Regions from separate parts of the Homo sapiens genome. Here region 1 is linked to region 2. A link is an interaction called in ENCODE POLR2A ChIA-PET data of the cell type or tissue named here. Cell type or tissue: Panc1. All regions are shown on one strand. Each heading gives the region's core, and the rest is flanking DNA. Links, peaks and the distances in the headings are about the cores only.

Region 1 (17,040 bases), core at 3,622-11,621, 170 kb after region 2:
GTGGTGCATGCCTGTAATCCCAGCTACTCAGGAGGCTGAGGCAGAAGAATCGCTTGAACCCGGGAGGCGGAGGTTGTGGTGAGCCAAGATTGCTCCATTGTACTCCAGCCTGGGCAACAAGAGTGAAACTCTGTCTCAAAAAAAAAAAAAAAAATTAACAACTAGTATGACATCAGCCTGACCAATCCCCAAAGGTGATGGGGTCACAGTGCTAAAGCAGGGTACCAAAGGCTCCCTTCTGTGCCAGGCCTTTGTCTTTAATCTCTGGACAGAGGGGAGGATTGAGGGACTCAGAGAGGAGCTTCAGCATCTCTGATGAGAGATGGGCACTTGCAGGAGCAGCCAGCTGTGACTGGTTTGAAAGCATTAAATATGAGAAAAACCACTCTGGCTCTCCTGATGCCTGCTGGCTGGGAAACGTCACTAAGAGTTGTTGCTGTGGCTTGATGGAGATGGGGAGCTCGAGAGTGGAACGGGTGGGTGACAGAGGTGAAATTTTCCCATGTAAGTCTGATTTCATATGGTGAATCAATACTTTCTCAGCATCTTCCAGATGCAGAAAAAAAAAATCTTCCAAAATTGCAAAAGAAGAAAAAACAAAACAAAACAAGAATTGGCCAATGAAGAAAACATATCAAACAGAGAATCAGTTTTAAAAGACTTCCTGGAAATTTTGATCCCTAAAGGGAAGCAACAAGATGTGCTATCATTCAATCATTCAAATTAAAGCTATAGAGCAATTTGTCAATGTCAAGTAATGAGAATGGCTGACAAATTTTAAGGTTTTGGGTTCCTAAGACATTCTAGAAAAATTTATTTACCCTATCATACCTCTGAAAAAGAGTACCAATAGTATTACTAAGGAGATGCTCACACACTCAGGTATTAAATAAGTGTTAGTAGCCAATCCTTCATAGAGAACCCACTACCATAAATACTAATGTTCTAGGGAAAAATGCATGCATGTATCTAATGTGGAATCCTAGTTTTAAATCTCTTCCAATGTGAAGGAATCAAGGACCTTCCTTCCTCACCTTTGATTGTTCTGTGGATTTTGGCAGTGCAGGATGTGAGGATATAGACACCATTAAGCACATAGCTGTGGGTAACTGGGGCTTTCACCTTGTGCAAACCACAAACATACTTTCCTGTCAGTTTGGTTAGCCCTGTGCACTTTAGTCTTGAGGTCCCGAGGAGTGGCTTACCAACTCCCCTGTTCAGTGCCACAATCTCTTATGTATGACCCAGTTGTCTTTCTTCTTACCAAGCAAGAGAACACACTTCACAACTTCTAACTTGCCCTTATGTATCACTACCTTTTTCAGTGCTTCTAAGGATTTACCTGCTAGTAATTACTAGGGGTCAAAATAAAAGAGCTCATTCCTAAAAACAACCTCTTTCTCCTCTCTCCACTTCCAATACAATTCAGCTTTCAGAGAAAGATTAAAGATGATACTTGTGGGACCCTGATTCACTATTAGTCCATTTTCACACTGCTGATAAAAACATACCTAAGACTAGGACGAAAAAGAGGTTTAAATGGACTTACAGTTCCACATGGCTGGGAAGGCCTCAGAATCATGGTGGGAGATGAAAGGCACTTCTTACACGGTGGCTGCGAGAAAAAAATGAGGAAGAAGCAAAAGCAGAAACCCCTGATAAACCCATCAGATTTTGAGAGACTTACTCACTATCATGAGAATAGGACGGGAAAGACTGGCCCCAATGATTCAATTACCTCCCCCTGGGTCCCTCCCACCACACGTGGGAATTCTGAGAGATACAATTCAGGGTGAGATTTGCATGGAGACACAGTCAAACCATATCAGTCACAAAGACTAAATATAAGAGCCATGCACATTTTAAAAAAAAATGCCGCCATTCTGGTATTCTAAAATAGAGAGAAGGCTTAGGCCTCAGTGAAGACTTTTTTTTTTTTTTGAGATGGAGTTTTGCTCTTGTTGCCCAGGCTGGAGTGCAATGGCATGATCTCAGCTCACCACAACCTCTGCCTCCTAGGTTCAAGCAATTCTCCTGTCTCAGCCTCCCAAGTAGCTGGGATTACAAGCATGCACCACCATGCCTGGCTAATTTTGTATTTTTAGTAGAGACAGGGTTTCTCCATGTTGGTTAGGCTGGTCTCAAACTCCCAACCTCAGGTGATCCGCCCACCTCAGCCTCCCAAAGTGATGGGAATACAAGCGGGAACCACCACGTCCGGCCCAGTGAAGACTTTTAAGTAACTGATGGGGTTGAGGCAGGGTTTCTCAAAGTACGTTCTAAGAAATGCTATTTAAGAGAGACATTCCATGAAAAAAGTTTTCATGACTAAAAAAGTTATGAAATTCCTGCAATACCATACGGTCTTCTCTCACGTACACAATGCACATTCTTCTATTAAAAATGCTGAGAAGTATCAAGATAAACACACCTTTTAACTTTGCTTACCAACTCCAAGTTTGACCACAAAGCCCTATTTTAATATCCCAAAGTGTTCCAGATGTACTTCCAAAAACAGTTGGTTCATAGAGCTGAGGTGGCTACCCTTGAGAATACAGGGTCCTCAGCTATGGGAGAAAGAAGGGAATCTCCATTGGAGCTTTGCTTCTCCTCTGCCTTTCCCTGTTCCCCCTCCCCAACACCACCTGTCCACTCCATGCTGGACTGGCTTTGGATTCGCACCAAATGTGGAATGTGAGAAAAGAATACTGGATAGGGACTGTCTCAGAAAACAACCAGGTCTACAGCAGTGCAAGGAAATAGGGGGATGATGAGTGCAGAAGTCAGTGAACAAGGGAAGCAAAGAGCAGGCATGTGAGAACCTCCTGTGGGGTCTCTTTAGAATGATCATATGTGTGTGAAAAAGACACATCCATCCAGACAGAATGCCATCCACAGGCAGCACAATACAAGAACAAGATAATGACACAAATTGAAAAAGGGGAAGATGCATGTAGGTATGCTTCTTCCTACAGCTTCTGATATACACAATCCAACAAGAAAGAACTGATATTTCATTAATATTATCAGAACACTATTTACATAGCAAGTGCTACCTTTTTAGAGCCAAAGATAAGCTGAGTCTAAATATTAGCCAGAGATAGAAGATCCATCCATCCATCCATCCGTTGAATAGATGGTTATTGAATACTTACTACGTTAATTGAGTACCTATTTTTTTTTTATTCTAGGCACTAGAACCTATATTCTCCAGTTGGGGTAGAGTTGTGGTTAGAGTTCAGCAATAGACAATAACCATATAATTATATATCTGGAGATGATAAATACTGTGAAAAAACGAAGCAATCTAAGTGAGATAATGCATGCTCTTGGTTTATGTTGGAGAGAAAATGATGTTTTTCACTTAATCAGGAAAGGCCTCTTCAATAAAATAACATTTCAGCAGAGACCTGAAGGAATTTAAAGAGCATGTGGATTGTGTTGGTGTAACAGGATGGAGGAGGGGAATGAATTCCGGGAAGAGGGAACAGTGAATAAGTACAAAAGTCCTGAGGCAGGAACACCAAGGAAGCCAATTGCCTGATCCCAGTGAGCGAGAGGGGGAGGAGCCTTAGGAACTTGGATCAGAGAGGCTGGAGGAGACGGATCCCATAGACCTTAACAGTCATTGGAGACCTTTAGATTTGATTCTCAGTAGGATGGAAATCACTAGAGGGTTTTGAACAGGGAAGTAATATGATCTCACTGTTTTAAAGAATGCTTTCTGGCTGCTGAGGGGAGAGACTCACAAGAGAAAGAGGAGAAGCAGGAGGGAGGCCAATAACCCAGGTGAGAGATGATGGAGCTTTGAGCAGGGTGGTGGTAATGGGCAGAGAGAGAAGTGGTCAGATTCCAGATGACAGGATTTGCTATTGGAAAGGAGATGTGGTATGAGAGGGGAAAAAAGGAATGAGAGCTCTCTGCAGGACTAGATGCCATGCCCTTGGAGGACAGGAATATTATCTAACACCTTTCTATCTCCAGCACCAAATATACAACCTGCACTTTTTTTGTTACTGTGGTGTGGACAGACTCCCAGACAATGAAAAGACTGTATGTTTCATATGGATACAAATGTAAGGTAAACAATCTGTTTCTTTCCTTGGTATATTCTCTTGAGAAGATGAAGATAATTTTGATGGGGATAATTTTAGTGTCATTTCTTAATCAAATATTTTCATCCTGCCAACAACATTTTTAACATCTTTATCATAGTTACTAGATAGTACATGGCATGAAGATTATAAAAGATAAAATTTTGGACTGACTTCAAGATGCCCGTAGCCTCACATGTGGCATAAAACTTATGCATACTGTAAAATAAGCAACACTCCTAAGGAGGTAGCAAGTCTCCAGGGTCATCTACACCCAGCTCCATCCCTCTAGAGCATGATCCTTAACCTCTCGGAGCCTCAATCTTCCCATCCATAAATGAGGATAGTAGTACCTACTGTTGGAGGACAAATGAGAATGCACAGAGCACTAAACAGTACTTGTAACCATTACTCCAGAATATAGCATTATATAAGTAAGTGTTAGTACAGGGAACAAAAGGCACAAGTGCATGGAAGAGGAAAGGATCTCATTCATTAGATAAATTGGGATACCTTATTTCCTTTGTACTCTTGCCAAATTGCTGGGTAGGGCAGGTACATAAGTATATAGAGTCTTAGAGATTCTGTAATGGAAGAACCTTTATGAAGAGTACGAAACAGGTAGAAGTGATCACCTACATCTCAATATCCACACTAAAAACAGAAAGTGTCTTAGAACACCCAGCCTAATCTCTTTCCACTCTTTGCCACATGTTTCAGCCGCACTGGCTATCTTTTGGTTTCTACAACATGCAAGTTCTTTCTAGTCCTTGCTGTACCTTCTGGCAAGACTCTACCTTCTGACCTTTGCATGGTTAGCCACGACTTGTCATGCAGAACTCACCTTATACCATCCCTCTTCAGAGAGGTTCTCCTATTACCTCTCTCCACACTGCCCCTCCATCTTCACTTTTCCTCATAGCAACCAATTTTAATTCTCTACACTGAAAATATGTACAATTTCTTCTTGCTCATTTGTCTTTTTGTTGTTCATTTTCTATCTTTTCCACCACTAAAATATAAGCTTCATGAGAGAGTGAGAACTTAATCTGTCTTATTTACCACCCCACCCCCAGAAGAGTGTCTGGCATCGATTCAATACATAGGAAATTAAATCAGGAAATAATGTCAAAATCCCTTTTCTAGGCAGTAGGCAGTATTATTTGCCTCTTTGCATCAGATTATTTAAGAAGAAAAGACACTCACAATAAATTTGTGATTGAGATTGGCCTATCAGGGAATTAAAATGTGATTGACAACACAAAAGGGATAACTCACAGCTGATGCCACACGATGCAGGATGTGCTGTAAAATTTTGTGTAAACGCTTTGGGCACTTTTGTCAAGACCAATTTTTGATGCCAGGAAAGTAAAAATTTACGTTAAGAAAACATGGACTTCCTGAGTTGTTTTTTTTTTTTTTTTTTTTTTTTGAGACAGAGTTTTGCTCTTGTTGCCCAGGCTGGAGTGCAATGGTGCAATCTCAGCTCACCGCAACCTCCGCCCCCCAGGTTCAAGTGATTCTCCTGCCTCAGCCTCCCAAGTAGCTGGGATTACAGGCACCCGCCACCAGGCCCGACTAATTTTTTTGTATTTCTAGTAGAGATGGGGTTTCACCATGTCGGCCAGGCTGATCTCGAACTCCGACTTCCTGAGTTTCTTTGAGTACATCTGTTCCTCAATTGTAAAAAAGTGGGGGAGTGGCAGAAAGAGCTAATAATAGTATATCCCCTTATAGAATTGTGGTGAAAATTAAATGAGGGAATCCATAGAACAGGGCCTCACACATAGCAGGAAGTTAAGGAATGTTAACGTTACCAAGATAAAATTTAAAATAACAGTGGTCATTCTTGGAGTTTATTTTCTGAATATAATTTTTTACTTCTTTCCAATTTGACTTTCTTATCTCATCAAGACAAATCTTTCACTAAGGAAACCCTATTTACCTTTAATCATCAAACTATACTTTCAGTAAATACCCCACATTCAGTAAATAAATAAGGCATTAATTATAACCCTGAGGACTACTTTAAACTGCTAACGTTATTAAATTAGAGGAGCCATGAGAACTACTGGTTAAGTTAAAGTTTACTGGTACAATTCTGAGAATTCAAAAGGACAACTTTATTAATTGCAATAATAAAAATGGTTGCTAACCCTTAATGAATATTTACTATAAGCAGTGTGCACTTTACATGGATGTCTCACTAATCTTCTCAACAACCCTATGAGATTCACACTGCTCTTCCTCTTTTATCTTTGAACACTGTGAGGCATAGAGCGACTCAACCTTATGATGTGAATGATTCAGCTTACAAGTGGCAAGTGGGGCCCCAAACTCATCTCAAGCTCCAGGCCTATGCTATTAAATTCTCCCCTCTGTTTTCAGGGATAAAAAGACAGATATCACTACAGATTTTTATCACTGGAAAAAAAGCAATTCCTTTGACATTCAGGAATTGGTTATGTTTTCAGGAATGGCACATACTGGAAAATGGAAAGACTGAAGAGGTTCAGGGCCAGGGTCACTGTGATGAAAGAATCACTCAGATTTAAGAGTCAAAAGAGTACCAATGAGTGGAAAGGGCCAAGACTTTGTAGTTGATCCCTAGCTCCACCATATTAGTCACGTGGCCTTGGAGAAACCAGAGTGGAAGCAAACAATTGTGAGCCCCAGCTCTGGTGCTGGACTTCATGAGTTTAAATCCTAGCTCTACCACATACTACATGTGTCACCCCAGACAAGTTATCCAACCTCTCTGTGCCCCAGTTACCTCAGTCATGAAACCGTTGCTACCTAGACCATAAGGTCGTTGTGAAGATTAAGGAAAATAATGAATGTCAAGTGCTTACCACAAGGCTGGTATGTAAGAAATGCTTAATCATATCAGCTATTTTTATTATTATCCATCGAAATGAAGATAAGAGTATATGCTCTGCAAGGTTATTTTGAAGAACAAAGCACCTAACACACTGCCTGATATAAAACACCCATGCAATAAATTATAGCTATTATTATGATTATTAAAATATCAAATATTCCAGAGAATGACAGGTAGAAGTATAAATACGTAGAGCAGTTTCTGGGCAATCCTTCCAAAAGAATCTTCTGGTATGCAATATGGACATCATCACCAACAAAAGATCTCGTGACACCTTTGTAGTCAATGAAGTTTTATAATTTGTCCTTTGCAAAACCCTTAAATGGCTAAATTGAAAGTAACATTCTAAGATTAAAAAAAAAAAGGAGTCCATCTATTATACTATTTTAACAAATAAAGAAGCTCTGGTAGCCCATGTGGCTCTCTTTCTTCTATCTACTCTGTTCACTATCTGAGTTTAGCACTTACATCACCTTGTTTTGAATTACTCGCCACTGTGTTTGCTGTGCTCCCATTTTCCCAATAAGATTACAGCTTATTCGTTCAAAGCATAGACTTTCTGGGCTTTTAGGTCAGTTCTGCCATTTACTAGCTATGTGAACTTAGGCAACTTACTTAATATAGCCAAGCCTCATTTATTGTCAACTAAGAATTGGAACTAATAATCCTAAATTCAAATAGATTTTGTAAATACTAAGTGAGATGAATGTATATAAAGTACTCAATAGAATGTCTGGCATCAGTGAAGGGCTGATATTATTATCAAGTAGAGATCAACTGTGCTTTATACTCCTTTGGAATACCAAATACTTATACCTTCCCTAGATCACAGATTAGTCAATAAATTATTGGTACCATGGTTCTAAATCAAGGGCAATATCAACACCAAGGGCTACTGTAAACATGTAGCAGTCTTATTGTATTGTCACAATGTCTGGGAGGTCAAGGATGATAAAGGAAAATCTCTCCCATCTAAAGCAACAATAGCATCTGCTAGGGTTTTAATATAAGTCATAATTCAGTGGTTTGCTCTAATTGTTAATCAAGCTTAAATCAGTTTCTTTATTAGATTAGAATTTACTATGTTCAGAATCATATTTCAGAGCTACACGTATTTAATTTAATTTTATTTTTTTGAGACAAGGTCTCATTCTGTCACTCAGGCTGGAGTGCCCTGGCACAATTTCAGCTTACTGCAACCTCGATCTCCCCGGCTCAGGGGATCCTTCCACATTAGCCTCCTGAGTAGCTGACACTAAAGGCGCATGCCACCTTGTCCAGCTAATTTTTGTATCTTTCGTAGAGACAGGATTTTGTCATGTTGCCCAGGCTTGTCTCCAACTCCTGGGCTCAAGCAATCCACCTGCCTCACCCTTTCAAAGTGCTAGGATTACAGGCATGAGCAACTGCACCCAACCTACATGTAACAATTGTTGTGGTGACATATTTATTTAGATGGAAAACTGAAATAGTCACACCTGCAATGACAATTAAATTTAAAATACCTTTTTTCCTTTGAATGACAGAAAGTAATGTCCAAAATTAATAAGCAGCTTTAATATATTTTAGAGTCTCCCTTTTGGATGTTAATGTCACAGTTTGAGTCATTATTTTATAGAACATTTATGTAGCTGGTGATTTAATTCCAGATTTTAAAATATTTAATTCTTTCATTCAACAGTTACTTGTTGGATATTTATAAGCGGATTCTATGTTAGACACACAGAATATGGCAGTGAAAATGGCAACTACTGTCCCTGATCTAACTGAGCATATAGTCAAATTGGGGAGATGGACATTAAACAAGTAGATATACAAAACTGTGGTGAGAGGAGTATGTATTTCTATGGGAACATGCAGTTGAGGACTGAAAATAGTGTAGAAGTCCGGAAAAGTACTCCTAAGAAAGTGCTATTTAAACTGATAAATGAAATGATGTTTTGGCAATAATGGAAAAGAAGAACAGAGAAAGAGCCTGAGCTATTGAAGCTGACTGGAGACCTGGAACACAGAATTCAGGAGTGTCAGGGGCAAGAGAAGGAACAGGGAGAAAAGAGGGAATGAATAATGAATGTTAGAACTTTATCTTATATGTAAAGGAGTATTTCTGAATGGTTGAAAGCTGAGGAGTAACAGGTTCAGAATTTTTTTTGTTTGCACCAAAACAAAACAAAGAACAACACATTAACTGTTTGACTTGTTTGTAATTTCAGCAGAATGTCTCAGGGTAGAGTGTTGGAGCTCCTGGTTAAAGTCAGTCTTTTAATTATTTGTGGATTTTAATTACCCATATTCTTCCCAAGCTGCTTAATGATGGCTAACTGAAAATTGGCTGTAACTCAAGATACTCCAGGAGGAAACTTAATAAAGTAAAGTATGTAACAGATGAATTCCTGATTTCCATTGAAAACTAAAGAACATATAAGTAACAGGCATTCTGATTTCTGATGGGAAATGGAGAGGCCCTGGTAAATATCAGTCATCCAGAGCAGCTATTTTGTTAATCCCGTAAACTAGTTGCAGATGTTGGCTCAAACAGCGAGGCTTTGCATCTGTAATTTTAAAATTGTCTCATATTTCTAAAACCTGACTCTGCATGCACCGGAAATCAGTGACATGAATTATGAACTCCAGGAAGAGGAGACGCACAAGAAATGCCAGAAGTTATAGGAGATAATATTTGGAGCAGTGGTCAGGCTATGTGCACAGGATGAGTGAAGGATGACATGGTTCCTTCCTCCAGGACATGGATCCTGCGACCAGGCATTTGAAAATGAAATGCTGCAAGTGGATGTACCAAACAAGAGGAAGTCATTTATAGATAGTTGAGTTCCCAAAAACAAATCCTCCTTTTCCCTTTTCCTCCTCCACTTTTTACAGCAGGTCAACAGGAAGAACAGAGTTGCTGGAAAAGAAAGAGATGTTTGAAGAGAATAAAATATATATGCTAAAAATTCCATAGCTTTATTAAGAAAATCAGTTTTAGTAGACTAGGTAAGGAAACAATAAAATGACTCGATATTAAACTAAGGTTTTTGTTATAATCGTACTTTCTTATAAAAGACAAAAGTCAATTGAGACTCAAATTAAAACTTAGAAAAGGGGCTGGAGATGGCAAAACTCCATAAAGAATTCATATTATAGTGCAAACAAATAATAATTATAGGCATTAGAAATTGTTTAAATTATGATGACTATATTTAGTATTAATATTTTTATTTCCCAAGCTTATTTTATTTTTGTTCACCATTTCCAAAGTAGTTCTCCATCCAGGCAATACAAATGGTAGTACAGCTAATAATCTGCCCACAGGGGCCATCCATCACAGGCTAAGTGTGTAAATAACCTTACCAAGAATCAGGACAAAAACTTCAGCCAATTATTTGGTAAGGCAAGTGTACAGTGCAAAGCTTCAAGGAACTGAGGTTCAATTATAAAACCAGGGCACTCATTTCCTGGATAGGGAACATTCATCCCATATAATTCAGCCTGATGGAATTCCCTGGGGTGGGGAATGGATTGGTTGCTGAGTCAAAGAAATTTCATAGTAACTTTGGGAGTAAGACATTTCATTCCCTAATTAGTGAATGCTCCACATGTTTACATTTTTTCAAGAGATTATCTCTTAAATTTTACTTATTTTCTGCACTTACATAATTAGAAAATATATATTGCTAGGCAAATAAACCATTTTGCTCTTTCCAGAATTATTCAGATACATCTGAGACCTGCATTAACTCTTTCAAGCTACTAAGACTACTCCAATTAAATCACAATCTTGCTGTACCATGCAAATTACTCCCAAGGGAAAGTAAAAATGGTTCCACAGAAGCTATAAGAGACTTGGTCATTGCAAATGTCTGAGGGAAAAAAGAAAAGGAGGGACTTCACTAGGGGGTGGGGGATTTATGGCAAATGGAATTTTGAACTGACATGTAGAGCTACTATATGATAAATCTGAGACCCTAAGATTAGAAGACATATACATATCTGAGGAGGAAAAAAAAGTAAGATTGTTCTCGAATAGGATTATCCAATTACAAAACAAAATTTTAAAATTTATGATAAAATGTCCTGATATGCCCTGGCATTTAGGTACCTTGACACCGAGACTTAAGATACAGCAGAGTCCTGAGTGAGAATGGAGACCAGAAGGTTAACCACCGGGTACCTCCTGCCTGACTGCTCTGATCAACATAAGCTTTCTTTTTTATGAATACATAATACAGGACTCCTTGAAATACCTTAAGAATGTAAAGATGTCTCATATTTTGTGGAATATTCTGACTCAGGAAAAATTCTGTAATGTTATTGCACTGAATGTGAAAAGATTCGTGCTTTGGGGACAGAAACTGAAATTTGCCTTGGTCATGGTGAATTTGGGACATATTTATTTTCAGAGGATTTAATTTCAGTATGAGAAGCAATGAACAAAAATAACAAAAGAGCACTATTGGAAATATATACAAGAATGTCTCATCTATTTACTCTGATTTTCACTGTGATAATGAACTAGTGGCATCCTTCCAAAAGAACATTCTGGTCTGCAATATGGACATCATCACTAACAAAAGATCTCGTGACACCTTTATAGTCAATGAGGTTTTATAATTAGTCTTTTGCTAAACCCTTAAATGGCTAAATTGAAAGATCCAGAGTTCTCGCCGGATAATAAGAGAAGAAATTGACATCCCTGTGCAGCAGTCTCAGCCTGTGAACTGATGGTGATTCTCCCAGCTGGCCAACAGCTGAAAGCCCTTTTACTTTTTTTTTTTCCACATTCCACTTAGTAACTATATTGAGTTTCACCATCTTCTTAAGATGTCCATGTAAGTCCTACTCCCCTCACTCCCAACAGATGAACCAGCCTCTTGTTTTATTTAGCAAATTGAGATATGCAGGAATAAAGTACACAGTATTTTTTTCTCCCTAATTTTGGTGGCATTTCTCTTTCAACAGGGATTTTAATAGTAGTGCATATTCATTATTTTTTTATAAAGAATAATGTTACCGGCCGGGCGCGGTGGCTCACGCCTGTAATCCCAGCACTTTGGGAGGCCGAGGCGGGTGGATCATGAGGTCAGGAGATCGAGACCATCCTGGCTAACAAGGTGAAACCCCGTCTCTACTAAAAATACAAAAAATTAGCCGGGCGCGGTGGCGGGTGCCTGTAGTCCCAGCTACTCGGGAGGCTGAGGCAGGAGAATGGCGTGAACCCGGGAAGCGGAGCTTGCAGTGAGCCGAGATTGCGCCACTGCAGTCCGCGGTCCGGCCTGGGCGACAGAGCGAGACTCCGTCTCAAAAAAAAAAAAAAAAAAAAAAAAGAATAATGTTACCTTAAATTGAATAATAAGAAAATTCGTTCAATGGCAAACAATCACTCCCAATAACCAAATAAGTCTTATAGAATAAAAGCAAGAATGTTTTCTAAGTATATCAATATAACAAATTACATAATTTATTCAATATGTAAGACCATAATCACTTCAATGAAATTCAATGCCCATTTTTGATGGAGAATCTCAGATACAGAGGAATAGAAGAATTTACTTTTTTTGAAAATTTCTTTTTTTAAAAAAACTTTTAAGTTCCGGGGTACATGTGCAAGTTTGTTACATAGGGAAACTTGTGTCATGGGGGTTTGTTATATAGATTATTTCATCACCTAGGTACTAAACCTAGTACCCATTAGGTATCCTCTCCCTCCTCCCACCCACCTAAATTTCTTTCTTTCTTTCTCTCTTTCTCTCTCTTTCTTTGTCTTGCTCTGTCTCCCAGGCTGGAGTACAGTGGCACGATGTCGGCTCACAGCAACTTCCTTCTTCTGGGTTCAAGCAATTCTCCTGCCTCAGCCTCCTGAGTAAGTGGGATTACAGGTGCATGCCACCACATATGGCCAATTTTTGTATTTTTAGTAGAGACGGGGTTTTGCCATGTTGGTCAGGCTGGTCTCAAACTCCTGACCTCAAATGGTCTGCCTGCCTTGGCCTCCCAAAGTGATGGGATTACAGGCCCATATTTATTTCTTTATCATACTAAATATATTTTAAACAAAAATCCAACATTAAAACTGATGGTAAAAGACTAAAAAATTCCCACTAAAGTAAAAAGCAGCTTAGAAAATCCAGTACTATTTTATATTGTTCTGTAAGGAATAATATATGAAAATAGAAATAAAAGATGTAACTACACAGTTGAAATAAAAATTATAATTGAATTTTTAAAACTACTAGAGAATCCAGTAAACTCCAGTGATACAAAATAAATGCTTAAAAATCAATGGTTTTCATGTAGCAATAAATAATTAGAAGATATAATTGAAAAATCCTATTTAAAATTACAACATGAGTATTTCCAGTTATTTTATATTTTAACAAGATATATAAATTTACCTAAGTTAAGGGGGAAAACAGAAAATTATAATAAACAGAACAAGTAACTGTTTGGATGGGAAAACAGCAAGTGAAAAAATGAGACTTCATCTCATATTAATTTGTAAGCTTTACACATACCCAATCAACAAATAGAACTCTAGTTGGGATATGACAAGATTTTAATCTTCAATTGAAAGAATAAGTAATCTACAAAAGCAAAACTCATTTTTGAAAAAAGAATAATAAAAGGAAAAACCTAGCAGTTATTAAAACAGACTGCTGCAATAATTAAAAAGTGTGTCACTGTACAAAAATCAACAGATGGAGGGATAAGACAAATAACCCAGATATGGACTCTAGGTTAAGAGTTCATCCTTCACCAGGACTGAAGCCAGAATTCTGCCACTTATCCATTGTATGACCTAGGGTAAACTATTTAACTTTTCTAAGCTTCAGTACCATCATTTATAAAACAGGAAAACTACTGGACCCTGTTTCACAGGGTTGCTGTAGAACTGCATGAGTGGATGTAAGGAATACATTCAAGGCAATACCTAGCCATAGAGTAAACTTTAAAGGAATGTGAACTGCTATGATTATTATGCTATTATTGTTGACATTATTATACAATCACAGAAGTATTGCAAATCAATGGTGATAGTATGGACTGTTCATATGATTATATTTGTACATTAGCCCCTTTGGAATAAAATAATAATAGCCCATAGTAACTGAGTTGTTACAAAATACACAGTGCCTTATGTAAATTAATGTGTTTAATCTTCACAACAACTCTAAGAGGTAGATGCAATAATCATTCTCCTTTTGCAAATGAGGAAACAGAGAAACAGAGATATTAAGGAACTTGCCTTAATATGGCTGGCAAGTGGCAGAACTAGACTTTGCAGATTCTATGCTCTTAGCCTCTATACTCTGCTCTGTAAGTTAGTGCCTCACCTCCTACCATGTGCCATGACGAATCTCAGACAGGTTACAGGGAAAAATGTCAATAATGGATGCATTAAAATGCTACAAACATAAGGATGAATACTTAACTGCTCTTAAGGTAGGTACCACCTTTCTAAATGTAAATACAGTAGAAGAAATGAGAGAATAAAGAACAATAAACATTACTATCAAACATTTTTTAAAACTTTACCTCAAGAACCTTATAAATAAAATTAAATTCTATATAAGAAAAAGTTAAAAAATTGTTAATAAATATGATAAAAGGTCAATATAATTATTATATCAAAATTCTCTTATAAATCAGTAAAAGTTAAAAAATATCAAAGAGAATATAAACACCAGCATGAATGGCTCATTCTAAACAGAAGATACTAGTGGTCAATAAGCATGAAAAATATTTATCCTCGCCGGTAAGTTATAGACATAAGTAACTGTGGTTTAAGAAGACAGAAGTATATGATTATCAAACAAACAAACAAAAATTTAAATAGCTAAGTATAAAAATCCACAAAAATATTGGAAGAAAATATAAGATAAAAAATAAATGCCATAAAATGTTTAAAATATTCTAAGCCAAAATTATAACTTTTTGTTTTATAATATCCAGTAAAAAAACTGAAAGTCAAGAGATAGATAAGCAGAAAATATTTGTACTATATATAATACAAACAAAACTAATACCCAGACTATTTTTAAAATCCTAAAAATCAATAAGAAAATAATACAATGGTTCCCTAAAATGGGCAAAAGACACATCAGACATTTCATAGGAGAAGGGATACCAAAGTCTGTTAAATAGGTATAAGGCTGGTCTGTAACTTTTTTTTTGAGACGGAGTCTCGCTCTGTCACCCAGACTGAAGTGCAGTGGCACGATCTGGGCTCACTGCAACCTCCAACTCCCTGGTTCAAGTGATTCTCCTGCCTCAGCCTCCTGAGTAGCTGAAATTACAGGCATGCACCACCACGCCCAGCTAATTTTTGTATTTTTAGTAGAGATGGGGTTTCACTATGTTGGCCAGGATGGTCTCGATCTCCTGACCTCGTGATCCACCCTCCTTGGCACCCCAAAGTGCTGGGATTACAGGCGTGAGCCGCCGCGCCTGGCCTCTGTAACTTTCAATAAGTAAAATGCAAATCACAACAACAATATATTATTATTTCTGTTAGATTATCAAAAATTATATAAAATATAATTATCCAGTACTGGGGATTGAGGTACTTACATATATAGTTGTTGGGTCTATGAACTGGTTCAGGTGTTTTGGAAAAACTGGAAACAGCAGAAATACCTATCCTTAGGGAAATGTGAATTAAGTATGGCACATCCATACTGTAGAACACTATAATATTATGCCACAAAGAAGTTTTGTCATTTTATGTCTGCGAATTTACATGGAAAAATCCCTAAGACATATCATTAAATGAATAAAGTGAGGTCAACTTCACATATTTACTCAGCAGCTACCATACACCAGCTTTTAGACATTGTTAGGGATACATTAATAAGCAAAAGAGACAAAAATCCTTGCCTTGGTAGAGTTTACAATTTTAGAACAAAACATGTACAATATTTGTCTATTTTTATTTTTTTAAATCACAGTGTCTTTGTGTGTGGGTGGGTGTGTACCCATGTGCTTGTGTGTGTATATATGTGTATATATACTCCAAAATGATAACAGTGGTGGTAGCTATGGAGGTGAGTGGGATTGGGTGGGGGTCAAGGGTGTATTTATTTTATCTGCATTATTCAACTTTTTCACAGTAAAAATGTGTTCATATATTTATTGTTTAACTTGAAAATTATAGATTCAAAATTATGTACTTTGGATACAAGTAACAAATGGATACTTTATTGGCTCCATGGATACTTTGTGCTAAATAAGCTATACAGTGGTTAATAAAATAATATCTTTGGTGAGAAACATTAACATTTTTAAATGTTATCAAAATTCCAAGGAATTGGAATAATACAGGCATTTGCTTACTTGGAATCAAACACACCACACTTGTAAAACAGAGAGCATCAAAGAGGATAAAAGAGACAGAGGGAGGAAAAGAGGGAAGCAGGGAGGGAGAGAGAGGAGCTATGGGGCAGCCGGAGGGAGGCAGGAGGAGAGATGCCTTTGTTTCACCAGTTGTTCTTCCTCTGGTGAAACAAGACCATGCCTCTACTGTCCCAAAGTAAAAACATAGCAGAAAACCTAGATTCTGCCTATTGAAGGGGTATTTCAAAGTAATTTTGAGTAGATAAGATAATCTCTTCACTGGTTTTTATGCTCTAAACCCTCCATTAAGATGCAACTTGGCTGTAAAAATATGGAAAGAACATCTGCTTATTTTCTGGGGAAAAAACATAAGTGGCATACATTAAATACTATTCCAAATAAAACTCTAGATCTCAAAGACGCAGAACAAATTAACAGGCTGTATATTTGACAAAGTGTGGTTTTCATAAACTCTAATCTCTATTTTATTATAATAAAATAATGATTATTATATTTTACAAGCTATTGACTGGCCCCTTTGGAGATATTTTTATAGAATTAAAAAACAAAATGGCAACAAATTCAAATAGCCATTGTAGTTTTTTGGTTCATCAGATTAATTTCTATAAAGCCGAGCTCATTCTTTTCAGATCTAATGGCTTTATTTTAAGAAAAATTTTAAGTGGCCGGGCGTGGTGGCTCACACCTGTAATCCCAGCACTTTGAGAGGCCGAG
Region 2 (17,040 bases), core at 5,373-13,372:
ACCTCAGTTGATTTGATATTTGATCTGTTATTTCCTTCTCTTGATATAGCAAAGAGCAAATGATAATAAAACATGAATAGAAAATTAAATAAGAATTAAAAATTTGTAGAAAATATTTTTAAATATAAGAGCATTGCAAAACACATTTACTGTAAGTGCAGCTGCAGAGTCAGCTGAGTCACCACTAGTCCTGACCTTCTCTGGCTGCCAATGGCCATGGTGCCAGGTCCTTGTCAGCATTAATCACAGTAACAAGTAATGAGCTGAAAGTGTGAATTTTGGTTATAACTGTGGGGGTCTTATTTATGGTGAAAAAGGTCATAAAGAAAATAGATTACAATTTAAATGGTAGAAACCTCTCACAATATAGGATGTTTAATATCTAACTATTTTTTCTCATCCCCAAATGCTAAAATAATTTGATGTCATATAAACAAAGAAAATATCTAAACAAAAATAGAAAATGCGGGAGTGATGAGTTAGTGGGAACTTGATCTCCTGGCCTCTTGAAGGGACTTCAGCTCTTGGCCCCTTTTCCTTAGCCTTCATTTTCTTCCCCTCAAAAGAGGAGGACTGGCTGATTTGACTGGTGAGCTATAAAGGAGAAATTGAGCAAGACGTGCCTGCAGGACACAGGCATTTCTCTCCTATTCCAAGATGTTCTGATGAGCTCTGCCCTCTGGTAGAGGTCTGTGGTTGCTCAGCTGTGGTTGTGATTACTGGGAGTTGAAGTATGAGCAAGACATTTGGCCACAGATCTGGATCTATTTGTTTCATGCCTTATCTGTTTGCTTTTTGTGTACTGCTTCTAAAAACAGCAACAGCAACAATTTTAACTAGACAGGGGAAGTAACTGGTATGATTAATTGGCCCCCTAAAACTCCAATAGTGAGGCATGGCTTTGAAAGGAGGGTGATGGTTTTGGTTCCAGATGGATTAAAGAGGAAGCGACAGAAGGCCCTCACAGTGAAAATGCCCAGTAGGCAGTTGGAGATGTGGGGCTGGTGTCTCAGGGTAATAAATAATAACCATGTTGCTTGTGGCTGTGATGCTGGGTGCCATGTGAATTTATTTTATTTTAGTACAACGTATTAGCTTCATTAAACTATTTTCCCATAGGGGGACAAGCCAAACAGCCACAGGTCATGTGTCTACTTGGGCATAACCAATACCAGGCAAATTAGCCAATATTACAATGTCATTTTTAAAAAGTTGTTGTTGCAATCCAAATTTCATTTAGCGCAAAGCAATGAAAGGAGTGGAATGGAATAAAAGGAACTGGTGAAGAAAGCAGAGAGAACCACAATTATTCTCAGTCTGTCTCATTTATTAGGTCAGAATATATGGTAATAGCCTGCTGAAACTCAGCATTTCTGAAATCAGAGGAATAAATAGAGAGAGAGGCCATTGGTCCACCCATGCCATGACTTTTCACATGACAGGAAAAATTGCTGCCCAGTCTGTGCTAGCTTGGCCTCTTCCTTCCATATTTACTATGTATAAAAATTACTCTGTGTGGGATCTTTCATTTGAGTTAATGACTAAATGATAATAGTATATATATATATATATAAATAACTCACTTTAAAAGTTCTAAAAAATAAGATCTTTGAGGAACTATCAATGCAAGGCAAGCAGCATCTTATCCCAGAAGGCATAACGTAGGTCAAGAAGCCAAAAAACAACAATCGTGAAATCATATGGACAGTTGCAGATTCATGTTATCCCACAAACACCCAGAGGGAGTTAGATGCGAGCTCTAAGAGCCTGGGACTGCGTTGGGGCTGTCTGTGTTAGTTTATCAACATTAAGATACTGTGAAACAGAAAAGGGTGGAGGAAAATTTCAGAAGAATGAGAGTGGTAGGATCATGGTGCCAATGGTTTTATGTAATGGTTCCCCACAAAACTCGGCTTTCAAATTATTTCTAAATTATTACCTCTTGGTATTATTATTGTTGTTATTTAAATTCATGTCAAGTCATATCAAAGTGAGTTCCTTGAACTGATTTTGAAAAGTTTTATATGAGCCTTTATTACATGGAAAAATAGGTCTTCATACTACTGCTCTGTCTGAGGCTTCAAAAAGATGTCTTGGATGCATCTGGGAAGTTTGGGCCTTTGCGGATAGGGTTGCCTAAGATGTGCTTGGGCCCAAGATGCTGTGTCCCCTGGCCCCACCCAGGGAAATCACCAACACCACCGCCACCTTCATTCAGACTCTGCAGCACCCCACTGCTAACATTCAGTGAGATTGGGATGGGGTGAGTTTTGCACAAAATTATTCATGGCCCAAAGTCTGGGCCACATAAGTAGTCTTGCTGCAAAAAGTTGGTAAAAACCTGGTCTCCATGAGGCTTGGCTATAGAGTGATTCGTTTGGGGAGGCTGTTTCAGGTGAACTGACAGTTTTTAAAATAATGGATATAACCGACTCTTCAAAGAAAAAATATCATTCTCAATTTTAAAAAATCATGCACTTCAGTGGCAGCCTGTGTTTTGCATGAGTGATATTTCAGCAGACAGATGATGACAGTGCTGGTGATGGTCCTGAGGTGAGGGACTGTATGGCATGCCCTTCATCCCTTTAAGACTTTTCATGCATTGTTGCCTCTATTCCCCTGACTGCTTCACCACCTGGTAAATTTCTACTCACCCTTACAGCCTCAACTGGAATATTCCTTCCTCTGAGTCTAGCCCACTTAGCAATAATTGCATAAATTATTCTCCCTCTGTATTCACTTAATGCCTTACTTATACATCCATTGAGTTGAACCATAACTCCCTTCTATTTGTGGGATTTATTGTCCTCAGAGGTGGTAAAAGTATAAACAATTTAGAGTTGATTTACATAAAAATCATGGATAAGAGAACCGTAATGGACTAGTAAAAACGGTAGCAATTTTTAGGCATATCTTCAACCTGAAAGTTTCTATTAAGGGAGACTTCCATGCCAAGTGTCTCTGTAGAAGAAAATGGAAGGACAAATGAATTATGTAACTGATTACATGAAAAGTCATTCTGTATAATGTTCCTATGGTATTCATTTCTTGATTTATTTGTTTGATAAACATGTCTTGAGAAGCTATGTGCCAGGCATTGTGCTAGGCCCTTAGGGGTACATAGCGATGAACAGAGATAAGGTTGCTATTCTCATGAAGCTTATATTCTGGCATTACAGAGAGAAAAAAAAGGATGGTAAATGGATTGCTAAGAAGGACACTAACAACCATTTATTCAGATTTCACTGTCAAGGTACCAAGTAAATCTCAATATCCCAATGACATTTTCCTCTTTCCCCTAAAAACAAAACAAAAAACAGACATCTGTTTTATTCCAGTAAGTTTCATCATTTTAACAATTACTCAAAAGGCTGAAAATAATTCATAACCCAGATAAAGAAAATATTTACAAAGCTCCTAGTGGTTTTTAAAAATTGTTGTTTAAAAATGTACTCTACAAAGGGGTCTTTGACCAGATGGCTGTTTCAAAGAACAATGATTTCATGTTTTAAAACTAACTTTAAAATGGAGGTGTCTTTGCCTTCCAGGAAAACGTAGCAGCTGTGAGATTATTTCACTTCTTTTTCTTCCACATTTTCCTGGATTTAATTGTAAGCAAAAACAATATATAAAAGAGAAAATTGTAGCAACACAGAACAAAACCTATTGCAAAACAAGCAATTGCACATTTTTAACCACAACGAAAACCCAAAGGCAACCTTTTATAAAAACTTAGCTGAGGAAGGAGACAACATAGCACTTTCCTAGGGAAATCTGCCTCTTCCCTGCTAAATTTAGAATATAACCCTCTTACATCTCAATAAAATCAACATTGACTTGGTTTTCTTTCTTTCTTTCTTTTTTTTTTTTTTTTTTTTTTTTGAGATGGAGTCTCACTCTATCACCCAGGCTGGAGTGCAGTGGCATGATCTCAGCTCACTGCAACCTCCGCCTCCTGGTTTCAAGCGATTTTCCTGCCTCAGCCTCCCGGGTAGCTGGGACTACAAGTGCCTGCCACCACGCCTGCCTAATTTTTGCATTTTTAGTAGAGACGGCGTTTCAGCATCTTGGCCAGGATGGTCTTGATCTCTTGACCTCATGATCTGCCCACCTTGGCCTCCCAAAGTGATGGGATTACAGGTGTGAGCCACCATGCCCAGCCTGACTTGGTTTTCTATAGGAATGAATATACTTGAGGAATGACTGAAAAGGCTTCAGGAAATGGCAATGGAGAAATTAGCCACAAGAAAGAATATAAGGTAACTGCTGTCTTGTGCCCTGTGTTGGTCAAGTCCTGCCAACCACTGTGTCCAGTTCTAGGAACTAAATAAAGAGGTGGGGCACAGTGGGAAGGAGCTGGAGAAAGCCTCCAAAGTGACTAAAGAGAAGAGAGATGAGGCTAAAAGGCCAAGGGAAGATATCTGCAAGATGACAGCAGCAGATGAAGTACTGTCTGAAGCAATATGGAGCCCCTGGCGTTTTAGCCATTGCCATTGAGGAAAAAAATGAGAAGAAACTGACAATGTGGCACAAGGATATGAAGGATAATTTTCTGATAATGCAAAGAAGCCTCTGACAATCAGATCTGCCTGATTGTCAGTAACTAGCAACGCTCTAAGATGGCTGGAACCTGGAAAGGAAGAAGTTCTGGAGTAAAACAGGTGCAAGTTGATGCGATGCTACTTGATGGAACTGTGTGGGCATAAAAATATGTCCCACCCAAAGGTAAAGCCTGAAGCCTAAGACAGTCACATAAGCTGTCCATGTGCCTGAACTGAAGGACTGTACTTTTCTTCTCTTATGAGGAACACATGTGGATGTCCACTGGGGTATAGTTGCCAAAGAAGACTGATGAACTATACTGACAAACAAGGAACCTAAGACTCTCTCCAAGTAGAGTTAAGCCCAGCATCACAGTGGTTTAACAAAAGGTGCTTCCTGACACAGATAAAGTCAGACTGACTTTTAAATATGTGGAGTAGATAAACAGAGATATCCCATCTGGAATATCCTTATCCCCTTATCAAATTTTTCACCAGCTAGTTAAGTAAGCTTCTGGAAATTTCATTTTTTTAAGTCTTGAGGGCTTTAGGTTTCTATAAGAATTAGTATGATGTGATGGAAGGAATGTAGACATTGCAATCAGATAGAGAAATTCAAACCCTGATACTTGTTAATTATGTGTGCTAGTCTGTGACTTTGAACCAAGTTACTTAAGTTCTCGGGGACTCAATTTCTTTGTTGTTAAATGGGGATAGTACTAAGAGGGTTGTTTTAAGAATTTGAAATAATGCATGCAAAGCATTTAGCATGGTGACTGGTAGTGATTATTATTAAAATGGAAATGTTCCTGGAGAAAGTGATTAGTTCACAAGGCCATATTTCCAGATGATGTAATTAACTGAGAAAGGAAGATCAAAGAAGGAGGTAGACAGAATGAGCGGCGAGGATGAGCAACGGACAAGACAAAACACAAACTTCAGCTCCTCCATAGCTCTGCCCTGAGTTTGGTGGAAACACTGGGCTAAGCAGTCTTAGAAGCAAGTACTGCAATAGCTTTTCATCTTGCTAATGTATTTTAGATATGGTCTTGCCTACAGGTGGGATATGACATCTCTTGGTCTCTTTCAATGCCAATGTTATATAATTTAGAAATTTCAGAGCAAAGAATTGGGAGGACCAAAAATTATATGTTAGATTTTTCTTTTTTAATTTTTGTAAATACATAAGAGTTATACATATTTATGGGGTACTGTGATATTTTGATACAAGTATTCAATGTATAATGATCAAATCAGTGTAACCGGACTATCCATCACCCAAAACATTTATTATCTCTTTTTGTTAGGAACATTTATCTCAGTGAGAAAGAAACAAGTATAATACTGCCAAACAAAGAAGCTAACATTTAAGAACAGAAGTCTATAATTATGGAGTGGGGTCTGCAAACCAGCTCGAGTCACTGAAAAAAAATCCTAAGATCAAGTTCATTGGTATATTTTAAAAAGTAACAATAATTACTTATATTAAATACGACAGCTATTAAGTAACTTATAGTACTAAATTATATATATCAATAATTTGGGCTCTAAGCTACTTTGTAGAGGCAAAGAGCTGATCCAGGAAATGTGTTTCCTTCTATTAGAGCTCCATATGGCTCAAGAATGCTTATGTTGGGGAAAATGGGGGTGTCAGCTCACAGATTACTTAATCTCCATTGGGGTAGGATTTTCCTGGTTACTCTCATCTTGAGATTGCCATTGTGATGATTCATTTGTGAACCATGGAGAAAGAAATCGATTTCAAGTGTAGAGTTCATCTGGAACTCTGTCATTTTTCCATCTCTTGAAACATTTCAGCAATCTCCTCAGTTCCTTTCCGTGTCTTACCTTACCTCCTTTCAATCCACTCTGTATTTCATTAAGTAGTATATCCTTCTCTATACTTCTGTCAGTTCTCTTCTGAAAATCTGGAGGAGTGTCTTGTTCTATAGCTTTAAAACTTCCCACAATTTAATTCTGCTATCACACTCTCTCCATTATCACACATACACACACACACACACACACACACAATATTATCACATTTAGTTTTTCATAACTTCCAGTTATAAAGAGTCTCTTTCCATCAAAGCAAAACTTGCTGTTCCTTGAACATAATTGTCTGTCTCTGACCATGACTTCCCATATTCCAATCTCCAGATGTGGAATGCCACTTTTATCTAGTCCTTTCACCCATTTACAATATTTCAGGATAACTTAATTATTGATGCTTGGCTTGAACCATTCCTTTCATCTCTCACTCTGTGTGTGCATGTATGCATGCATGTGTGTATTTCTAAAATCTGGATACTATTAATTTTCATGAATTTGAGTTTCAGTGATGCTCCTTATAAGATTTTCATAAATGTTTTTCTTTTTGTCTTTGTATTACTAGCCTGGAATTTCTTTGGATGATTTCTTAAACATTTAACACAATAAAACAATGTATGTAAAAGCAGAATGTAAAGTACAAAGTGCCATGTAATTATTCAGTACCATTTTTATATCCTCACAAAACATGTAGTTATCATTAAATAAATCGGTTGAAGCTTAAAACTGAGAGAAAAAATCCAGTAAGAAGTAAGCTGTAGCATATTCATAATCAAGACTAACATGTATTCACTCACATGCTCATTCATTCCTTCATTCCTGAATAACTACCATATGCTAGGCAGTGTTCTAGGCCCTCAGGATAGAGCAGTGAATAAATTTTTTAAAAAAGATTAAATTTTTGCCTTCACTGAACTTATACTAAAATGGAGAAGACAAAGCAAACAACAATGAATAAAAATATCAAAAAGTAATAAGTGTCATGAACAAAATAGAGCAGGATAAAAGAACAGAGTGATGAAGGTGCCTCTTTAGATAGGGTGGTCAGAAAATGAGGTGGTGGCATTTGAAAACAGACATGAACTGAGGGGGTGGGGCATGACTCACGGGAGTTTCTGGGAAAGAATATTCCTGGTGAATGCAAAGGCCCTCAGACAGGAACAAGCTCAACATATTCAAGAAGCAGTAAGGAGGCCAGTATCACTGGAGCAGGGTGAACAATGCGGAGACTCAGAAATGAGTTCAGAGAAGGAGCCAGAAGCCAGACAATGGAGGGGCTCATAGGCCATGATAAATTTGAATTTTTTTGTCAGCTTGATGGAAAAATACACGGACTTTAAGCAGAGGGGTCTGATAGGATCTGATCTATTTTTTAAAAAATACCACTCTGGTTGCTGCATGAAGAACACACTAACTGCAGGATGACAACAGCAAGGAGGAGGCTACTGCCAAAGTCAAAGAGATGACTAGGCCGATGAGGCCAAGGGGTAAGAAAGAAGAGGCTGAATTCTAAATATATATCCAAGGCAGAGCCATCATATGTTTCTGAGAAACTGGGTGCGGAAAGTGAAGGCAAGAGAAAAATCCAAGGTGATGTTTAAGTTTCCAGCATGAGCAACTGGGAGATTGGAGGAGCATGTCTGGGTGGAAAGACCAAGAGTTTAATTTTAAGCTGGGGTTGGTAGGAAGAAGCCTGGATATAGATTTGAAGCCCAGAAGAGTAATCAGAGTTGGATGTGTACCTTTAGGGTCAACAGCATATAGATGGAACAAGCGCACTTAACATTTTCACGATAAAATTCGTGACTAAGGTGTTCAGGATCTTGCTGGAAATCAAGATTGATGATATTGACAACAGCAATGTAAAAGAACCAAGCACATGCATTTGCTAATTAATTTGTGCCAATTTGGGAATTATTCAAGTGCAAACACCCATACACTAGTATTCTGTGCAAATGTATAGACATAAGAGACCCTTTTTGGGGTACAATAGTCCACTATCCAAATCTACTCAATTAAATAGTTTTCTAAAGTTTGTGTATTTCAAATGAATATGCTTTTACTATAAGAATCTGTGTATTAAAAGGAACTGAAAAATGCTTCCAATTATTTTTCAATCCAACATAAATTAATTATTCTCAAGCTTTCTCACAAAATAATTGCTCCCTCCAAAGGTGGCAAAGCATCAATCGTTTCCTCAACACACACACTCAATCATTTCCTACAATAAAGGGAGAAAAATGACATACAGTCTGGCAAGATTATGCTTATGAAACCAGTTTGCTAGTGAAAATAAGCAAAGTGAATTTCAGCAACAGAAAACTGGCCTAACTCCTCTGGGTTAAGCATGGGGAGACTGATCTTGTGTCCCGGGAAAAGTCGCAGTGATAATAGAAACTACCAGAGAAAGAACATTTTAACCTCCAAATTAAGTCAATCACTGTGGTCTGCTGGGGTTCTTCTCTAGTCAGCATGTGCTGGGGTTTGTTATGGAAATGCCACAGAACTTTAGAGGCAGTGAAGTAAATGGTACAATGAGACACTGGCTGAGTTTGTATACTTATGCAACAAGTCACATGCTGATATTCCTGATTTTTAACTGAAGGCAGGACACAGCAGGGATGTTTATGAGCTAAAGGGCTAGTGAATCACACACTTGCCTTCTCCCCAGTGGCATGGCAAAAAATGTATAGTGAGTGCTTCCCTGAAGGTGACTACATTTGTTACAATTCAAACTTGTCCAACCTGTGGCCCACGGCTGCATGAGGCCCAGGATGGCTTTGGATGTGGTCCAACATGAATTCGTAAACTTTCTTAAAACATTGTGAGGTTTTCTTGCAATTTTTTTTAGCTCATCAGCTATTGTTAGTTTTAGTGTATTTTATGTGTGGCCCAAGACAATTCTTCTTCCAATGTGGCCAGGGAAACCAAAAGATTGGGCACCCCTGCATTACATATTGTGAAACACTAATGGCCCTTTGAAGGGGCTATAAATGATGAGTTGTGACAGCATTAGTAAAGTAAGAAAATACTTGAAATATTGACTTTGGGCAGAAAAAAAACCATAGCTATTTATACACCTAAGGAAAATAGACTGGCGCATTCTTCATAAGTGCTTTGTCATTTTGATTCTCTTGTACCTTGAACAGAATACAAAAAAAGTAGAATTATGGGTCAAACCAAGTGTTCACTTCAACTGTATTTATATAACAGAAAACATCAGGAAAGGCAGAGAGGTTTTCCTTGCAATGAATCTCTGAGCTGAGAGATGCTTTCAGAGATGCTTTCCTTTAGGAACAGACTAATTTTTTATGCAGTCATAATTTTATATAAATTGTTTGGGAAGTATCTGTACCACCTCTCAGGGCTAATGTAATCTATTAGGAATATAATTGACAGAACTTCAGTGCAGCCTATATTTTTTTATTCAAGGCTTCTTATTCTAGTAGTTTTCAATTTGGGGGAAAATCACAGTCACATAATTCAATGACATTAACACTTGAAAACACATCTCATCTTTTCATAATGAAGAATCCTAATGCTTTCGCTATTTTCATAAAAGATAATTCTCTTACCTCATCAATTATTTTAATTATTATTTACAGAATCTTTTCTGGTTATATTACACCTTTTTTTGCAATTGACTGGCAACTTTTTAATATATAATGTGTTAGGTTATAAAACACCATAATTTTGTACATCAGTAGTGTGTTTTCTATTCTTGATGATGTCTACTTGACCACATCAACACATTGCATAGATACTTTCAGAACTAGTCTACAGAGACTCCTACACTCACTGCCTTTGATCAGACTCCAAGAATCTATGACTACAGTTTGGACCATTTTCCTCTAAATTTACATGACACCTCAGGTTTTTCCACATTTCAATTAGTCTGCCATTTTCCTGCTCACTACTAAAACGCTGTGAAATCCTCTAAAGATTGTCTTTTCACTACCCAAGTGAGCCTGATCTGCAAAATATGAGTTTTTGCAAAGTATTTCTGATTACTTATACAAACGTTAAGGCTGGTTAGAGTCCTAGAAATCTAGAAAATTAGGATCATGAGAAATCTCATTTGTTATACTATATCATTAACAGAAATATCCATCTCTTTCCAATACACTACTAGAGTCATGAATGCAGAGGACAAGGACCATTTTTGTACCCATTAGCTCCTACCTCAGAGCCTAATACATAACAGATGCTCAATAAAGCACTTATAGGTTGAATAATTTCTACCCTTAATCTTTCTCAGAGACAGTTTTCTAGCCACATATTTTTTTAAAGAAAACATAATGAACTTTTTTTGAATTCCACCATGATTCAGATTTTTGTCAATGGCTATTTGAAAGCTTAAATATGTACTTATTCATTCATTATTGTCACAAATACTTAACTTTCCAAACAACTCATAGAGTTGTAAGGCATGCTTTCCTCTCAAAGGAACTATCTTGCCTTTTGTCTAACTTATAATTCTCATACTCTTTATTGTAATTGACATCAGCTTATCGAATATGGAAGTGAGGTTCCCCATTTAGGATTCTGGGGATACTCTAACTCATAAGAAGAATCTCAGAAGCAGGTTGAAGGTATCAATAATAAACAGTGGTATCACACTCAAGACTGGTTTATAATTAACAAGAACACTCACTCAATAAGGCCAGCTGGAACATAGTCCTATACACACACACACACACACACACACACACATTAAGATTTTTTTTCTGTGATTATTACAAGCTAATTTGTGTTACAGGATTTAAAAGAATTATAACACAATTTACACATAAATCTTCCTAAACATAATTTAAAATCTAATCCTTAATAATGCATTTCAAACTTCTTCCTGTTTAGAGAATATTAGCAAAATAAGTTATCGGAAAAAGTTATGAGGAAATGGTAGTGCAGAAAATAGTCAAGTGAGTATATACTATAGGGGTCACCTAAGCCAAATTCCCCCATCAGGCAGGACTCTCTTCTATGACATCATTCACAGGTAGGATTTACCATTTGTTTCTTTTTGCCCAGACAGTCCCAGTTTATTGCCAAGTGCTGTCCCACACTAATTATTAATACTGTCCCCTTTTACTCTCAAGAGTGATGATAAATTAGGACACCCTACCAATAAGTTGTTATCTAGCTTCTGCTAAAGTGCTCTGGAAATGGGGGGAGGCTTGCTAACTCACAAGTTGCCCATTCTATTTTTAAAAAGCTATACTAAAAATATATACTATATATGTAATACATAAAATCTTAAGAGTATTAAAAACCTCTTCCTGATGATATGCTGATATCTTTTTCTGAGCCACTTTTACACATTACTAATTCAGTCCTCTGGAAAGACAACGCAGAATGCGAGTCCTTCAGTTCCATAAGGCAACTTTCATGCCTTCCTTAATTTTTGACAAGTTAAACATAAAACACTTCAGTAAGGAAATACTCTTCAAGGAGAAATTTCAAGGCAATAAAAATTATCTTTTAATAATAGATGATGTTACGGAACTATATTTCAGATGTTTTCATGGGAGCCAGGTTCTCCAAAGGAGTAGCAGCACCTGACAGTGTGCTTTCTCAGAACTTCTGGCTTGAGTACACTATGTGTGTTTCCATGGGCTGGAAACAAATATTTGTTTTCCAAGAGTGTCAGACCAGTTGAGCCATGTGAAAGAAAAAATTAATAATCATCTCTGGTGGGGAGAGGCAACAGAAGTTAGCAGGTAAGGTGGTTTTGAAAAGAGCAAGAAGGTTGAAATGTCAACAACTGTATCTTTCTCAAGTTTTTTTTTCTTCATTTATGATTCAGGTATTTGAAAGAAGGCACTATAAAGAAGCAGACATGCAGCATGCCAAAAAATCCAAATATTTTCCAGATTGTAGAAGAAAATTAGATTATGTTGAAAATAATTAATGATAAAATAACTTTAGTGACAAATATTGAGCCTGCATGTTCTTGTTCTGTATGTTCTATCATCTGTATATTCACACAGATGATAGCCTCTGTGTTAGAGGTATAGTTAATGGAAATTTGATCTATCCAATAATTTAATAAGTATCTGGACCATGTGTTCTAATCTATGAGATATAAGTGATATACACTTTGAATGGTTCTACCTGATGAGCCCACACTACCATAACTAATTCTACTTGTGCATCTAGCAACAGCTACACAGATGGCAAGTCATAGTTGTCTAGGAATAATTAACCTTGACTAGACAGTGCATGTGGCAAATTCAACCTTACATTTGTGATGGCCAATAACAGAGCATTGCTTCAGGTCCCAGAACTGCTTGTTTACTAGTGTATAATGACAAAAATACAGAAACAAAGAGTAAGCAGTTGGAAGCCCTTGTAGCAATTTGACACTGCTATGACATCCAAGCCCTGATCAGTGGACTAGTCTGTCTTGTTCAAGTGTTTAGACCAGTTTGAGTGCTGCTGAACTCATAAGGTGAGTCTCATGCCATGCAAGTTGCAAACTGCTCAGGCGTGCAATAGGACCTTGCATTGATCTGCAAGTAATTGAAAATTAAAAAAAAAAAAAAAACCTTCACTAGAGAAGGTTTAAAAACCAGTGTTTCAGGGAAATTCTCGGTTTTAAATTTCTCACCATTTTGATCCAAGATGAAGGATATTAAGCAAATAACCCTTGGCATACATAGCATTTAGTAAAAAAAATCCAACAGCTCAATATTTCTTGGCTTTCATCACTTCTCAGATCTATCACAGTGGAGGGGAAGGAAGGAAAGGTATGCATGATATCTTTACCCCAGACTAGAAAAGTGGCTCTCTCATTTGAGACTGAAGCCCTGTTCCTTTCCCTCTGGGGCAGAATTAAAGAGCAAGGGATATGCTTATGTTGTTGGTGATAAGGCTGTCCTCTTTAGTCACTTCTTCATTTCCACACATCCTTCTCAAACATCAACACATTTCTAGCATCTTCATCCCCTTTCAATCCTGAGCTAGTTGATGATTTCTCTCCCTGACACCATCTGCCCTGCATCATCACTCAGCAAAGAGCAATGGTAGTTAAAGGGAGTAAACAAATGCTCTGGAAATTCCATCACTGTTTCGGTTTTTATATTGGGGTTGAGTAGGAGGGGACTGAGTGACATGGCTTTCGATGCTAAGATAAATCTATCAATTTAGCTGACATGAGTTTGACTTTTCAGAGGTATTCTGTCTTTACCATCTGCTTTACGACAGTGTGTAGGGGACTTGAAAAATCAAATTTGGCAATCAATGTAATATTGATTCTTCACAAGTAAGAGAAACATCCAACAGACTTACTTATGCAATAAGCACACCCCCCATTGCATGAAAATACAGCTTAAGCTGATGTGACACCACTGAATCATTATATCACGTATTGCATAACTGCCATTTCACAATAGTCCTCAAAGTATTATCTGGGGACTACTGGGGTACACAGGACTCTTTCAGGAGTCCCCAAGATCCTTTCAGATGTTTCTCCAGATCAAAACCATTGTCATAATACTAGTTTGCTTTTTTCACTTTCATTCTGTTATGAATATACAGAGAAGTTTATCAAAAAGGGACATGATGTGATGATGTTATTACCTGGCAATTAATGGAAAGTAAAGTTGTGTACTAGAAATTTGAAAGAGAGTATGTGCATTTTCTGAGATTAACTCATTTGTTCTCAGTGCTTCTACCACACCCTTAATAATTATTTTTGTTTATGCTTGCTATAATCTTTGTTAACCTCATTATCATCCAATACATTGTGATTTTGAAATCCTAAAGTTTCCCTTGGGCCTATGTACAGACACAACAAGAAGTAAGTATATCTTTTTGTCTTGTTTTGCAATGCTTTAATTTACAAAACTTGTAGTTTTAAAATTTTTATCTAAAATGTATTATTTTAGGATTTAGTAGTTCTAAAATAAAAGAAAATGTATTTTCCTTATGTTTAAGGATGGCTCATTGGCTTAAAAAAGGGAGATTTGAAGAGAAACTTTCTCAACCCTAGCTGCAACAGCTACATCTAAAGATATTGAAGAAGATAAGACTGACATGTCAGAGTTAGTGCTCTGACTCCTAGAAGGAAGGCATCTAATGCAAAGAAACAGGACAAAACTATAAATAACAAAAAATTAAAACTACAAATAAAGCTTTCTCTTATTTTTTAACATATGTATATAATTTACCTATTGTCTTTTGCAATTGAACACTTGAATAGCATTTTAATGCCACTTAAGTTACAGCCTCATTTTGAGATGAATCATTGAACATTTAAAGAAAAAAGAATAAAATATTTTAGACATAGGTATGTTCTTTGTAAGCCCAATATTGTTTGTTAGGGCTTTTCAAACTAGAAGTGAAAAAGTCCTTGAAGCATTTTATAGGATAAATCATTGTGCTGCATTAGCTGGAGAAGTGCACACTAGCTGAGAGTCTAAAAGCTTTTGTACAGTTGGCATTGCTGAATGTCTACTGGATAACAGAAGTCAAGAAAAAGAAATGACTATAATTTTAAAATGACAGAGTTAATTTGTCTAATTAAATATTTAGTTGCTGCCATGAAACATGAGTTTAGAACTCTAATCTGCAGAATTATACTTTTGCCCTAAAATGGACAAGTCTAAAGAATGACACTTGTTTTGATTCTATTTGTCTGGTATCAGTACTAACTAATCCTCAAAGATATTCATTTAAATGAATTCTTATCAATGAACACAAGTATTACTGAAATAGCCAAAGTGTAGAATCACTTTAATTTCATGGTTTATGGAGCAACAAATATATTAACATTGCACTGATGGTGCAAAGGCAAGGGTGGGTGCCCTAGCATAAACCAAGGCAACATCACAATGAGGTACTGACTGATGGTCATTGTAGCCTTCACTGCTATGTCATCACAGTTTTAAAAAAAGCAAGTTTCACTTAAGGATATCCTGATGAAGCAGTTAAAAATATTAATTCTATTATATCCAAAGATTAAATTTTAATTTAGATTCATATATTCTAGATAATAATTATGTATTAATTATAAGTGAATATTTTCTAGAGATTAAATTTTAATATTCCATGTCACAAAATAAGAAGTACACACAAGCACTTCTGCTGTATCCTGAAGTGCTTGTCTCAAGCAAAGCAGTTGTAAGGTGAAGCAGATGCTGTTTTTCATGGGATTCCGTTTTTACTTGAAAAACTGGCTAACAATCTATCGTTACTAAAACTTCAGTTTTTGGCAGATATTTTCTCAAAAATAAACAAAATAAGCCTGTCATTTAAAGGAAAACAACTGACACTATTTGTGGCCAATGATAAATTTTTGTGTTAGAGTTTTGGAAAACTCATATCTATCACCATGGGCGTCATTGACACCTTCCCTTTTTCTGATAAGATTGGTGGATATTAATGAATGTGATTTTTAAGCATTGTAGAATGAAATGTATAAACATTTGGAAGATCTGTGTAAATCAGTGAACCAATGTTTTCCAAATGACAAATGTATGATGTTACAAAATCATTCATAAGTAAAAGATCCATTTAAAGTGCATGATAGACCAATGAATCAGTGTAGCAGAATATAGAAAGCTCATTGATATGATTTCAGATCCCTCATTGCAATTAACTTTTAAGAAACAATTACTTGTCGAGTTTTGGTGGAATATCAAAGAAGAAGATCCACAATTTTAAAAGGCTATTAAAATACTCTTCCATTTTCTACACATCTGTGTGAGGCCAGGTTTTCATCATTGATTTCAACCAAAACAACATATTGTAACAGATTGAAAGCAGAAGCAGATATGGGTATCCAGCTGTCTTCTGTTAAACTACACATTAAGAAGATTTGCAAAACTGTAAAAAAAAGCCACTCTTTTCAATAATTTTTAAAGTAAAACATATAATTTATGTTAACATAAAATGGGTTTATTAGGGTTAGTTTTAAATAAATGAATATTTTTAAAACCTCATTTTTAATTTCTAACAATAAATATAATTGGTGGTGTGCTGATAAAAGCTTATCAACAGACTTTCTAGAAAAAGGAGAAGCTATGATTTTAGCATTTGCTAGTTTTCTGGTATAAATACTCTCACTATGGCCAGTTTCAAACAACAATGTGAAGTCAACCAACTCACAATATTCCTGATATAATCCACACACAGTCCACATAAACAAAAGCTCTTTGTGGTCTTCAACAATTTTTAAGAGTGAAAAGGAGTCCTCCTTAGTACAGTGATGATAGAGCAACTTATTTATTTTCTGAAGCAAAATCATTTTATAATATTAAAAAGAGTTTAGGCTAATATCTGGTAGTATAACACATATCACTCATACTCTTACCTATAAAAGATTTCAGTGAGGTGTGGATTTAACACACACTGAGAGCAAAGGCAGTTACTTGTTTGAATAGTCAAAACTACTCTCTGCAACTGCATTTTTTGAAACTGTTCCTTTATACCCACAGTACTTTTTTTTTTCAGATTCTAAGAAATAAACACAGGCAGTTTCAAAATTAGAAAAAGAAAGAAAGGAGAAAAACTCGCTACAGTTAGACGTTGCAAATATTTTCTTCATGAAACTATGCATCTGCTCAGAGTTAGCTGCAGAGTGTGACTAACATTTTCTACCAAGGCTTGTACCATGTCGGTTCCCTTTGCTGAGGCTGTGTGTTAATTAAAATTAATTACACATGCC

What was found. Peaks named below come from ENCODE experiments on the same cell type or tissue, not always from the same donor. Only the 100,000 strongest peaks of a DNase experiment are listed, where the experiment ranks them.
Region 1: POLR2A ChIA-PET joins it to region 2 with 7 read pairs; 1 of 35 experiments calls an interaction of 5 or more read pairs at or near these places.

The regions. Positions count from the first base shown.
Region 1 is chr1:172,102,107-172,119,146 of GRCh38, reverse strand. All of the region lies in intron 13 of DNM3 (dynamin 3), which reads right to left. Among named protein-coding and RNA genes, the nearest start is that of MIR3120, 28 kb to the left of the region's middle. In Panc1, for the core only: no CTCF peak of the experiment used is centred there; no DNase peak of the experiment used is centred there; H3K27ac peaks cover 3,586 bases.
Region 2 is chr1:172,270,602-172,287,641 of GRCh38, reverse strand. All of the region lies in intron 15 of DNM3 (dynamin 3), which reads right to left. Among named protein-coding and RNA genes, the nearest start is that of DNM3OS, 130 kb to the right of the region's middle. RefSeq lists an enhancer at 8,641-9,295. In Panc1, for the core only: no CTCF peak of the experiment used is centred there; no DNase peak of the experiment used is centred there; H3K27ac peaks cover 7,359 bases.